Regions from separate parts of the Homo sapiens genome. Here region 1 is linked to region 2. A link is a contact called in ENCODE Hi-C or POLR2A ChIA-PET data. All regions are on one chromosome and are shown on one strand. The core of a region is the stretch at or near the end of the contact, and the rest is flanking DNA. Distances in the headings are between cores, read along the strand shown. Region 1 holds the start of DIP2C (disco interacting protein 2 homolog C). Region 2 holds the start of DIP2C-AS1 (DIP2C antisense RNA 1).

Region 1 (6,808 bases), core at 825-3,324, 40 kb before region 2:
CTTGGAATGCACAGTGCATCTTTGCTGTAATGAAATGAACTCAGGGCTTTGCTTTGGAGACTGGGGTTTGAATCCTGGTTCTGCTCCCCTTTCTGTCTCTAAGGACTTTTATCTGTGACGTGTAGGGGCTGTGTGGGATCTTCCCCACGGCCCCTGCATTGCTGGTCGGTCTCTTTATCATGCAAAGGGGAGAGATGATGGTGGGGCCACATGCTTGTGCCACCCGTATCTGTTGCATTGAACGCAGTCTGGAGCGAAGGACGAACCCACGGCGCACACCAGGCGGAGGCACACGGCTCGGCGCAGGAAGCACACGGGTTTGGGGTTCCTGTTTCCCAGCTCATCGTCGAATGTCATTCTCACAATTCCCCACTGAAAGGACCGATCCTTACAGGAAATGCACACACCTCTGGCGGTTGCCACCACTGCTAGATCCATGGGAAGGGCAAAGGTGGGTGAGGCATGGGCTCTGTCCTCCAGGCGCTTACACTCACAAAGAATACAGAGAAGATAAAAAAGGTCAAACGTGATGAGGGCGGGAAGTGGCCGGTGCAGGAAGAGAAAGGAGAGAGATTGTTCTGGACCTGGGGTCAGGGATGGCTGTGGGTGGCAGGGGCAGAGAAGGGGCAGGCTCTCCGGGGTGGAGGCCGGGAGCAGAGGTGCTGCGGGTCAGCCGCGTTGTTTGCAGGAGCCGGAGTGTGGAGGCCGCAAGGCTGCCGTGCAGGTGGGTCCCGGCTGGTGGGGGCTCCGGTCGAAGCGGGGTGGGGGGGTGGTGGGGGGTAGGGGTAGGGGGGTGAGGTGGGGGACCTGTGTTCCTGCGGCCCACTCTGAAAGGGGAGTGAGTGCAGCTGGGCCTCCGGGAGCCAGCGCTGGCCAATGTCCCGTGGAGGACGGGGAGGCGAGGAGGTCTTTAGGAAGCTCTGGGCCTAAGGGAGGGGCCGGGCTGGGAAGAGGGGGTACAAGGATGAAAAGGAGGCCAGGTCGTCGGGGCTTTGTGCAACAGACTGGGGAGGATGTGTGGAGACAGAGGAAGGTGATGATGAAGACAACGGGGGCGGTTCTGAGAAGCAGAACTTCCAGTGACTAAGAGTCACTGGAAGCAGCTGGCTTCATTTAGGGTTTGTGGCGTTTGGGGTGTCTAGGGGCTTCCAGGGAAGTTTGCTCAGTGGACGGTTGGAGATGCGAGGGCCTCCCCAGATGGTCAGGACTAGAGGCACAGACGGGGCTTCAGCCTCGCCGAGGTGGCACTGAGGCTGGGAGCTGATGGCCCCACAAGGAGAAGGACGGTGGGAACCCTGGGGCCTGCAGCCTGTTCCGGGAGGGCTGGAGCCAGGCTTTTCGGGCCCACCTGGCATTTGGAGATTAGGTGACCCAACCTTGTCTTCCCATCCCCTTTTCACAGATGGGGACACTGACCCTCCAGGCAAAGGCTCAGAGTCGCTCAAGGTCATCTGCTGGTCGTTGCATTCGAAACTTCCAGCCTAGCGCTCCGTCTCCGCCTCTTAAAATGTTCATTAACAAAAAACCAGCCCTCCAAGACCCGGGGCACTGCGAGTTTTCGCGCAGACGTCAAGCTGCGGCTCCAGGACGTGATTTTCGCAGGGAGCCGGGTGGACCAGGCTCTGGGGCCGGGCCCGCAGGCTCCGCTGGACGCGCAGAGCCCAGGACAGACAAGACCGCCCCGCCCCGCCCCGCCCCGCGGGCCCCGAGCCCCCAACCCGCCCCCGAGCGCGCCCCCGGGAGCGCGCGCTTCGCCGACGCGGCCGCGCGCCCCCCCGCGCGCTCCCGCTCCTGCGCGTCCTCGCGCCCCGCGCGCGCGCGCCCTGCCCCCGCGGCCCCGTGACGCGCGCGCGCAGAGACGCTCCCGCCGGGCCGGGGCCGAGAGCAGCAGGGCCGGGTCCGGGTCCGCAGCGCCTGCGGGGAGGGGCCGAGCGCGCGCGGGGCGGGCCGGGGACCGTGGGGCGCGGGGGCGCGCGAGGCGGCCGTGGCGGGGCCGCGCTGAGGAGGCGCCGAGGGGAGGGAGGTCCCTGCGCGCCCGCCGCCCGCCTCCCGCGCCCGCGCCGCCGCCTCCTCCTCGGTGCGGTTCCGCCGGGCGCGAGGAGCCGCCGAGACCTCCGCCTGCGAACAAAGAGGAGGCCGTGCGGGGCGCGGCGCCCGCGGAGCATGGCGGACCGCAGCCTGGAGGGCATGGCGCTGCCCCTGGAGGTGCGGGCGCGCCTGGCCGAGCTGGAGCTGGAGCTGTCGGAAGGTAACCGGGCCCCCGCCCCGGGCCGGGCCGCGCTGTCACCGGGGAGGGCCGCGCGCGGAGGGCTGGGGGCGCGGGGCCTGCGGCGGGGCGGGGGCCGGGCCCGGAGGGGGAGGTGCGACCCCAGCCCGGAGCGTGCGCGTCCCCCGGACCCCCAGACCCCGCGCCCTAGGGACGTTTGTGAGGCCGCGATCCCCCGCGCTCTGGGGACGTTTGTGGGGCCGCGATTCCCCGCGCCCTGGGGGTGTCTGTGGGGCCTGGGATCCCCTCGCGCTCTGGGGGTGTTTGTGGGGCCGCGATCCCCCGCGCCCTGGGATGTTTGTGGGGCCGCGATCCCCCCGCGCCCTGGGGGTGTCTGTGGGGCCTGGGCGCCGCGCGGGGACGCAGGATGCAGCGGGCCCGGCGGGATCGGCCTTCCCGTGCGCTCTGCGCTGGAGCCGCGGCGTCCTTGGTGCAGCAGCGCGGTGCGCGCCACCTCCTCGCTGGCGGGTTCGGCCTGGAACGCCCGGCCAGATTTCAATGCGAAACTTGTCGTTGGACCCCGGGTTCGATCTCTGGTGGCTCAGGCCGTGCAGCGGTCCTGGCGCGGCCCGGGGGATCCCACCCCCATTGTTCGCGGGCGCTGCGCGGGGAGGGCTGGGCGGAATCGTCAACCTCCCCCCGGGCCGGGCTCCGGCCTTGCCGTCCTGGTCCTCTCGTAGGAGGGTTTGTGGCAGATCAGCCACCGCGGTCTTATGGAGGGTTGTGTACGCCTCTTATTTGCTCTTCATGGCGGAGATCATGTGCTCAACTGTCATAAGTTTCAGATCGGGCTTTGCCAGGTCTTTTCCCCAAAACCACTGAAGTTCCCAAATCTGAAATGTTTGATGTGCATTTAGCCGTCTCTGGGCTCATCCTGGTCAGGCCATTCCTGTAACGTGGGGTGGGGTGGGGGTGGGCCGGCGCGTCTCACATTTATATTTGGAGCAGTTTAGCATGGTGAACTTTTTTTGGGTAACGGTTTTGTGAGGGCCGGCAGCCAGAAAGTAAACTCATTCGTGCCAATTTTCACCGGCAGGGAGGAGCTGGTGTTGACTTTATGTTTTCCTTTTTAACACTTTCAGGGCAAAGAAGGGAGTGAGCAGGGGCCATGGTGTGCAGCCAACTGCCTTTCCAGACTTCTGGGGACGGGAAATGGTACTGTTTTTCAGTTTCAGATGTGGGGTTCCGCGAGGTGTGTCAGTGTCCTGTAACGTGACACAGTTGGCGGGGGGCAGAGTCTTCCAGGCCTGTGGGCTTGGCTGCTGCCCTCCTGAGGAGCTGAGGATGAGGAGGGCATGGCTAGGAGGCGGGAGCTGCCGTGTGCAGGGTTCGGATGTAAACTGGTAAGTAGATTGTGCAGTGCAGACAGCTCGTTTGGTGGGTAAGGAGTGTATCATTTGCAAAAGGCCCACCCTGGTTATCTGATTGTGTCAGCCTTGGGTAGGTTTCCCGGCTTGCGTCTCGGCCCAGGTGCACCCCTGCCTGCAGCACCCTCCGTGTTCGCTGTCTCAGGACAGGGGCTTCTGTGCTGCCTGCATCACACTGATGTGAAGTGTCAGTGCCCCATCCAGGTCAGCAGAGCGTAGCGCCCCTGAGCTCAGCAGGGCGAGCCCCATCTGAGGGTTCCCCCACCCACTGCTAGCCCAGAAGTTGGACCCACATTTGTTCCCAGAGTCTGGGATGTCTATGGGAATGGGTGTCCTGTGTTGGGCATTGTGGCCTTTTGAGGTGACGACACTTGCCTGTCAGTTGCTCTTGGAGGGTGAGTGATACTGTCTTGCTGCCCAGATGATGGCAAAGCCACTTTCGACGAAGGTGTGCTCAGCCGAATTCCCTGTGAACACCTTGCGTCTGTACAGGTTTTTTAAAAAGGGCTTAATGAGTTAGTTTCTTATTGAGAGACCAGGCAGAGAAAGGGGTGTGTGTGTTTGCATGCAGGAAGCCTAATTATATTTTTCCTTCCACATGAATCTTGCTGAGATCTGAGCTACACATTTAAGAAGAAAGGGTGAGAGGGTTGCTCCGTGGCTCTATTCAGCCTCTCTGCACCCTCCGGCCTGTGCTGGCCCCACTGCCTCATCTGTTTGCTGGATGGTCTTTAACTTTGCTGTGAAGTGTGGGTTTGCCCAGGTTGAGTTTATGGGGGTAGTGCTGTAAGGTCATTTGGAATTCTCTGTCTCATAACCACATAAAACAGTTTTACAGGCTTAAATTAGATGAATCAACTTGTTTTCCAGTATTGCTTAATAGAAATCCAAGAATTGAAGGATCAAAATTCTGTGTTTCTTTATGTTATTGGACTTCAAAAATTCCTCAATGTATCTGCTTTCAGAGTGAAAGCTGAAAACAGCTGTTAATGCTGAATTATTTCCCATCTTCAATCAAAATTCAAGTGGAGAGAATTCTTTAAGTTGGTTGTCATCATTTTATTAAAATATCAGAAAATATTATAGAAACATATGTGGAATTTCCAGTGCTCATTTCCTACAGAGGAGGATGGAAAAAGTTCCGTTTTAAGCACATAACATAGACTGAAGGAAAGAGTAGAGCATTCCCCTGAGGTTCCTGTGTGGGCTGCCAGCCTGCGTGGGTTACGCATTGTGTGGGTTTCTAGACCCTGGTCCAGTTCTGCTGTGCCCGCCTGCTGGGCGCCATTACATGCACTGCTGGTGTCCTGCTTTGCAGGGCTGCAGGGGCACTTCCTGCTGCGGGGCCGAGGGCTCCATCCTTCTTCCACTGCCTGTCCCTGTCCCGTGCCCTGTGCCCCCTCACAGGGGAAGGTGAGGCCAGCTCACACCACAGAGCATGCGGCCAGCAAAACACAAGGGCTCTCTGTGGGGAGAAGTGCTGGGCAGCCCTCTTGTGGGAGCTGATGGCCTCGAATCCATGTGGGGATACATTCAGGTTGTGTGGCCAGGGGGGTCATCTCCTCACATACTTGGGTCTGAGTGTGAGCCAGGGAGGAGGCCATGCAGGTAAGGAGGCCACACGGTCAGGAGGCTGTGTGGGTGGGGAGGTTGTGCGGGTGGGGAGGCTGTGTGGGTGCGGAGGCTGTGCAGGTGGGGAGGCCATGAGGGTGCGGAGGCCCCTCGGGTGAGGAGGCTGTGCAGGTGGGGAGACCACGTGGGGGGAAGGCTGTGCTAGTGGAGAGGCCCCGCAGGTGGAGAGGCCGTGAGGGTGCGGAGGCCCTGTGGCTGAGGAGGCCCTGCAGGTGAGGAGGCCATGAGGGTGGGGAGGCCTCCAGGTGATCTGGAGCTCCATTCTGGGGAGGGTCAAGGAATGAGAGGGCTGTGGCGGCTGCTTTCTCATACTCCTTTCCCCAGAATATTTTCTTCTCCCTTCTCTTCCCTACATTTTTGCCCTTTATAATTGGGTATTCTTTTTTGTGGCTTTAAAGGGCCTAAAAATAATTTCATTAATAACTGATACTTTACATGGAATTGCCAAACAAATTGGAGTGGAAGCAGAAAACTTCCCCATAAAGACAAACTCATGTCTTATTTATTTTTTAATTTTTGAGACGGTCTCACTCTGTCTCCCATGCTGGAGTGCAGTGGTATGAGCTCAACTCACTGCAACCTCCGCCTCCTGAGTTCAAGTGGTTCTCATGCCTCAGCTTCTTGAGTAGCTGGGATTACAGGTGCCCGCCACAATACCTGGCTAATTTTTGTACCTTTGTAGAGATGGGGTTTCATCATGTTGGCTAGGCTGGTCTCGAACTCTTTACCTCAGGTGATCCGCCCGCCTCGACCTCCCAAAGTGCTGGGATTACAGGCATGAGCCACTGTGCCCAGACTCATGTCTTATTATTATTATTATTATTTTAAAAAAGATTGCATTTAGCTGTTGATTCAAATTAGGAAGTAAGTTTCTCTGTTGACTGGTCACTGATCTTTTTGGGCAGTGCATGCTTCAGAAGGAGCTCTTTCCCATTTGTTTAGGAGGTGCTGAATTATTTTGATAGAACTCATAATATAGCCTGCAAAAATTGTTGGTTTTTGGTGGAAGAGAAGTTTTGAAAAATAGGTGCCATGCTTTGTACTCTGTGGCTTTGGTAATTGTCAGCGTGTTCCATGCCCACTGACTCCATCCTCCATGCTCTGCTCTGCTAGTTAATGTAGCCGATTCCTTCAGCGAGCAGTTATGCTCCACAGTAGTGCAGCCTAATGTTTTTTCAGCAGGGGAGAACCTGCTTGCAGAGGGAGGTGAAGGCTCGCGCACGTGCCAGGTCTTCCTGTGTTGGTTGAGGGACCTGTGTGCGTGTGTTTATATATATATATATATATATGTATATATATATATATATATATATATTTTTTTTTTTTTTTTTTTTTTTTTTTGGGGACCAAGTTTCACTCTTGTTGCCCAGGCTGGGGTGCAGTGGTGCAATCTCGGCTAATTGCAACCTTCGCCTCCTGGGTTCAAGTGATTCTCCTGCCTCAGCCTCTCAAGTAGCTGGGACTACAGGTGCCCGCCACCACACCCGGCTAATTTTTTGTATTTTTAGTAGAGATGGGGTTTCACCATGTTGGCCAGGCTGGT
Region 2 (6,081 bases), core at 789-3,288:
CTTTGTGGGTCAACTTATATGTGAATTTTTTCAACCAAACTCAGGGAGAAAATACAGTGTTCCTGCCATGTGAAACGTGTGTCGGAGGGCCGACTCTGTACACGCAGGTTCGGCAGGTCCACTTGTGGGGCGTGAGTGTGCCTGGATTTGGTGTCCATGGGGTCCTGGAACCGACTCCCTGAGTACAGCGAGGCCGTTTGCAGTAGCAGGTGGTTTCTTTTGTAGTTTCCCCATTGGTTTCGCCCCACACCATCTCTCTCATGCCGCAGCTGCTGCTGATGATGACTGATGACCTGGGTGGGCGATGCCAGGCCCCCTCTCAGCTCAGGCCACTTCCTTGGAGAGACTCCTGTGCTAAGGGCACCATTTAGCAAAAGTCCAGATTTTGGGATACGGAAAATTTGGGGGACGTGAATTCACTCAAATAAATGTTCAAAGTTGGCCTCAGAGCCTTGCGTTCTTGTTTTATAAAAGATGCACCTTTTGGGGGAAATACTGCTTAACAACATTTAACTGGAAAGGCACTGAAACAAAGTTAAGCTTTTTTTGCATAATACCTTCACGTGGATACGGATTTTCATATAATTGTAATTGTTACTCATACATTCTACTAAGTCTTCTGCTATTTTTACTTAACGACTTAACATACTTGTTCATTCAGTCACGAGTTTGGTTGTTCCACAGTTTGCTGGGGCCTCCCTGGGACCTGAGCACAGTGCTGGGGATGCAAAAGTAGGTGGTTCCTGATGGGATCGTGTCCACGTTGGTGGCTCTGCTTGTAAGGAGTCCACGTTGGTGGGGGAGGCCGACTGGTGACCGGAACCCACGCTGTGACGCCATCATTGGTGTGATGCAGGTGAGGACAGGGTCTGTAGATATGCGTGGAGGACGGTGGTCCCAGACCTGGGCAGGTGGAGGTGCCCCTGAGGCCCCCAGTGGACATTGACTGAGTGTGGCGAGAGCTGGCCAGGAGAGAGTTTGGGAGGTGTGGGAGAGACAAGAGCAGGAGGGGTGGCAGGGGCTAGGATGGAAAGGGGCTTCTGCAGAAACGGGGGCTGGGGCCTGAGCCCTGGCACCGGGAGAGATGGAGAGAGGGCAGTGCCGGCTTTGGAAGAGAAACAGCCAGAGCTGTGTAGCCTCGGGGTCCTGCATGGACACACCCTCAGCTTCCCCCGTGAGGCCCACGAATCCCAGGGGGAGTTTGTGTTATGCCACGGACCTCTCACAAGTGGGGGCTGAGGCAGAACTGAGGACATCTGGGTTCCATGGTGGATCAGCCAGGATTCTGGTTGCAAATTACAGAAAACAACTTAAACTTATGCAGGGAAGTGAGCATGAGGGGGGGTCGGCCCAGAGCACTCTGGCCAGAAGCCATCTGGGCTCTAAGGCTGGGAGGCCCCTTGCCAGCTCACGTGCTGTGGAATGGCTTCCCCGCCTCCGGCCCTCGGCAGGTGGAAGGTGCTGCCTGGCAGCCCCTGCAAACTGAAGGGGCCCACGTCCCTCCTGGCTCTGCATCCCATTCTCAGGGACACGGCTGTCATGGGGGGACCAGCTGGGGCAGGGGAAGAGTATAGGGAACCCAGTAGAAGTGGCCGTGGACTCTCTTAGGAACGATAACCGGGTCACCTACCATAGATGAAGATGTTGTCGGCCTGCGTTCTTCTCGTGTTGGTCTGGGGCGTGTGGCTGCCGTGGGCTGGCGTTATCCACAGCCCCGGTCTGGGGCTTGCAGTGGCTGTGGGCTGGCGTGGTCCACAGCCCCGGGCACCATGGTCCCTGGCCCTGAAATCGCATCCAGTGCTGTGTCACCTCGGGCCAGCTGTCTCCTGAGGGGAAGGGAACAGGGAACAGCCCTCCCCGTGTGGCCTCCCCAGCACCACCCACCCCGCAGGACCTCCAGTGTTGACTCTGCTGGGGTCTTCTCTCTCCTGGGGGGTCCTTGTCCCAACGGGAGGACTCCATGGGCCGCAGGAGGTGTCAAGCTATTTTCTCTCCTGGAACTGGGTTGCTGGCAGCTCCCAGATGCAGGAGGAAAGGCTCAGAATTGCCTTCCTAATAAGGAATTGTTGATGTGAACTTTGGACGGCAAACACTGCTTACATTTCCTTTTCCGTTTTGATGTGTTAATGGTGTGCGGCAACGCCGTGACGCACGGGGACGCAGGTGACGGGCACCCCCCCACAAGGGGACCATGCACCTGTTTGATAATAAGGCATGCTTCTCTTACTGCAAATAAAAACTTCAATGGTTTTCTGCCAGAAAGACCCTGTCTTTTATGTAGGATACATAGAGGATCATTTGGCAAGTGATTGGGGATTTTGGGTTAAACTAAAAATAAATTAATTTCATTTTATAGCACTCTGAACACATTTGAGTTAATTATTCATCGAGAATTTGAATAGCACACACTGTTCTGACTTCCGACTTCCCCCAATGAATGGCATTTGCTGTAACGTGACAAAACCCTGAGTCTTAGAATTATTGGGTAATGTGAAAAAAGGAAAAGTTGGTTCTCTGTTGTTTTGCTTTAAGGAAATTATATTATTTTACAGTCACTTAGTTTTCTCCTTTCCAATAAGAAAAATTGCTTTCTTACTACCTGAAAATTCGTGAAGGTCAAGGGGACACACCCTGCAGTGCATTAAAAGCCACCATCAAATGTGGACCTGGACTCAGTTTCCCTCTGTTCCCTCCCACCCTCAAATGTGGACGTGGACTCAGTTTCCCTGTTCTCTCCCACCATCCAATGTGGACGTGGACTCAGTTTCCCTCTGTTCTCTCCCACCCTCAAATGTTGACGTGGACTCAGTTTTCCTCTGTTCTCGCCCACCATCAAATGTGGACGTGGACTCAGTTTCCCTCTGTTCTCTCCCACCGTCAAATGTGGACGTGGACTCAGTTTCCCTCTGTTCTCGCCCACCGTCCACTGTGGACGTGGACTAAGTTTCGCTCTGTTCTCTCCCACCGTCCAATGTGGACGTGGACTCAGTTTCCCTATGTTCTCTCCCACCATCCAATGTGGACGTGGACTCAGTTTCCCTCTGTTCTCACCCACCCTCAAATGTGGATGTGGGCTCAGTTTCCCTCTGTTGTCTCCCACCATCAAATGTGGACGTGGACTCAGTTTGCCTCTGTTCTCTCCCACCATCCAATGTGGACGTGGACTCAGTTTCCCTCTGTTCTCTCCCACCCTCAAATGTTGACGTGGACTCAGTTTTCCTCTGTTCTCGCCCACCGTCAAATGTGGACGTGGACTCAGTTTCCCTCTGTTCTCTCCCACCGTCAAATGTGGACGTGGACTCAGTTTCCCTCTGTTCTCGCCCACTGTCCACTGTGGACGTGGACTCAGTTTCGCTCTGTTCTCTCCTACCGTCCAATGTGGACGTGGACTCAGTTTCCCTATGTTCTCTCCCACCATCCAATGTGGACGTGGACTCAGTTTCCCTCTGTTCTCACCCACCCTCAAATGTGGACGTGGACTCAGTTTCCCTCTGTTCTTGCCCACCCTCAAATGTGGACGTGGACTCAGTTTCCCTCTGTTCTCGCCCACCATCCAATGTGGATGTGGGCTCAGTTTCCCTCTGTTCTCTCCCACCATCAAATGTGGACGTGGACTCAGTTTGCCTCTGTTCTCTCCCACTGTGAAATGTGGACGTGGACTCAGTTTCCTTCTGGTCTCGCCCACCATCCAGTGTGGACGTGGACTCAGTTTTGCTCTGTTCTCTCCCACCATCCAATGTGGACGTGGACTCAGTTTTGCTCTGTTCTCTCCCACCATCCAATGTGGATGTGGACTCAGTTTCCCTTTGTTCTCGCCCACCGTCCAATGTGGACTTGGACTGTTTCCCTCTGTTCTCGCCCACTGTCCAATGTGGACGTGGACTCAGTTTCCCTCTGTTCTTGCCCACTGTCCAATGTGGACGTGGACTCAGTTTCCTTCTGTTCTCGCCCACCGTCCAATGTGGACGTGGACTGTTTCCATCTGTTCTCGCCCACCGTCCAATGTGGACGTGGACTCAGTTTCCCTCTGTTCTCTCCCACCGTCAAATGTGGACGTGGACTCAGTTTCCCTCTGTTCTCTCCCACCGTCCAATGTGGATGTGGACTCAGTTTCCCTCTGTTCTCTCCCGCCATCAAATGTGGACGTGGATTCAGTTTCCCTCTGTTCTCTCCCACCATCCAATGTCGACGTGGACTCAGTTTCCCTCTGTTCTCTCCCACCGTCAAATGTGGACGTGGACTCAGTTTCCCTCTGTTCTCTCCCACCATCCAATGTGGACGTGGACTCAGTTTTGCTCTGTTCTCTCCCACCATCCAATGTGGACGTGGACTCAGTTTCCCTCTGTTCTCTCCCACCATCCAGTGTGGACGTGGGCTCAGTTTCCCTCTGTTCTCTCCCACCATCCAATGTGGACGTGGATTCAGTTTCCCTCTGTTCTCTCCCACCATCCAATGTCGACGTGGACTCAGTTTCCCTCTGTTCTCTCCCACCGTCAAATGTGGACGTGGACTCAGTTTCCCTCTGTTCTCTCCCACCATCCAATGTGGACGTGGACTCAGTTTCCCTGTTCTCGCCCACCGTCCAATGTGGACGTGGACTCAGTTTCCTTCTGTTCTCGCCCACCATCCAATGTGGATGTGGACTCAATTTCGCTCTGTTCTCTCCCACCATCCAATGTGGACGTGGACTCAGTTTCCCTCTGTTCTCTCCCGCCGTCCAATGTGGACGTGGACTCAGTTTCCCTCTGTTCTCTCCCGCCGTCCAATGTGGACGTGGACTCAGTTTCCCTCTGTTCTCTCCCACCGTCCAATGTGGACGTGGACTCAGTTTCCCTCTGTTCTCTCCCACTGTGAAATGTGGACGTGGACTCAGTTTCCCTCTGTTCTCTCCCACCGTCCAATGTGGATGTGGACTCAGTTTTCCTCTGTTCTCTCCCACCGTCAAATGTGGACGTGGACTCAGTTTCCCTCTGTTCTCTCCCACCGTCAAATGTGGACGTGGACTCAGTTTCCCTCTGTTCTCTCCTACTGTCAAATGTGGACATGGACTCAGTTTCCCTCTGTTCTCGCCCAGCTTGCCACCATGGCTCATTTCACTTTCACTCAGGAAAGGAAGAAACATTGTTTTTAATAGGTATGAAGGCAGTTGTTTTTAACCTAAGGAACAGAACATAATTCTAGCAATGGAAATTACCAACCGAGTCTGTGTGAGGTTTGGAAGAAAAAAAGGATTTTCACTTCCACACTCTGTGTGTGCCCACCTCCCCCAGTTGAGAGTCACAGATTTAATTACTTTAATTTTGAGCTTAAAATAATTTGACAGCCTAACAAAAACTACTACAGTCCTATAAAATTCTGCTTGTGTGTTTGGTTTTTCAGTTGCTTGGCTTAATATGGTGAATGAATGCATTATGAGTTGTTATTTTAGTAATTGCTATAAAAATTAATGTACGTTATAGCCAAGTGTTATAAAATTAATTTAACAGCAAAGTAAAACTAAAGCTGCATTGATTTCTCACTGTACTTGTGCTTAAAGACGGCTCCATGAGGCAGGCCCTGTGATCCTGCAGGCCGGCAGGAGCAGGTGCTACCTGGCTGGTGCGGTCGCCACCCGTCCCCTCTTGCTGCCAGGCAGCTTTGCAGTTTCCAGGCTATGGGGGAGTCGAGGCGGGTGGTCAGTAAGAGACAGTGGGGAGTTGGGTGGTGCAGGTTGGCGTGGGGTGGAAGGAGGCGTGGAGTGTGGGTGTGGAGAGCCTGGGGGAGGCTGGACAGCAGCTCCAGTACCTGCACAGGGGGACAGGGTGCGGGGGGCACGGGGCAGTGAGTCGCTCCTGGAAACAGCCCTTGGGGTTTTTATAGATGGGCCTGTCGTCAGCTCTGCACCACATTCCTGCTGGGGCTGGGTGGAGAGTGGAGGCCTCGAGCATGCGTTTCTCCAGGTGAGGGCCCAGCTGACACAGCCAGTGTTTCCTGGAGGCCCCTCACCTGGGAACGTGCCCCTGCTCTTCTCAGAACAAAATAAATCTTAAACTCTACACATCACCTTTCCAGAAAGTGTTTAAGTCTGTGTGCCTGTTAACT

What was found. Hi-C counts contacts between places; a loop is a spot of excess contacts on that map. ChIA-PET counts read pairs that join two places held with the same protein, here RNA polymerase II (POLR2A). Pooled maps may share reads with other maps.
Region 1: a loop to region 2 is called in a map of breast epithelium, with 24 times the contacts of the local background. The contact joins the promoter of DIP2C here to the promoter of DIP2C-AS1 in region 2. A Hi-C loop is called at or near these places in 5 of 168 maps with a recorded cell type or tissue (breast epithelium, dorsolateral prefrontal cortex, gastrocnemius medialis and 2 more) and 4 of 50 pooled maps. POLR2A ChIA-PET finds 5 or more read pairs at or near these places in 1 of 52 experiments (WTC11).

Annotation. Positions count from the first base shown.
Region 1 is chr10:684,934-691,741 of GRCh38, reverse strand. DIP2C (disco interacting protein 2 homolog C) reads left to right here and starts at 2,074. Exons shown (of 37, transcript NM_014974.3): 1 at 2,074-2,248. The coding sequence starts at 2,164. RefSeq lists an enhancer at 764-1,699.
Region 2 is chr10:645,992-652,072 of GRCh38, reverse strand. It overlaps DIP2C-AS1 (DIP2C antisense RNA 1), which reads right to left and starts at 2,038. Exons shown (of 4, transcript NR_187391.1): 1 at 1,895-2,038; 2 at 1,631-1,782. The region is part of intron 1 of DIP2C (disco interacting protein 2 homolog C); the gene reads left to right. LOC124902361 reads left to right here. Exons shown (of 1, transcript XM_047426106.1): 1 at 1-6,081. The coding sequence starts at 3,402. The coding sequence ends at 5,156. RefSeq lists an enhancer at 715-1,537.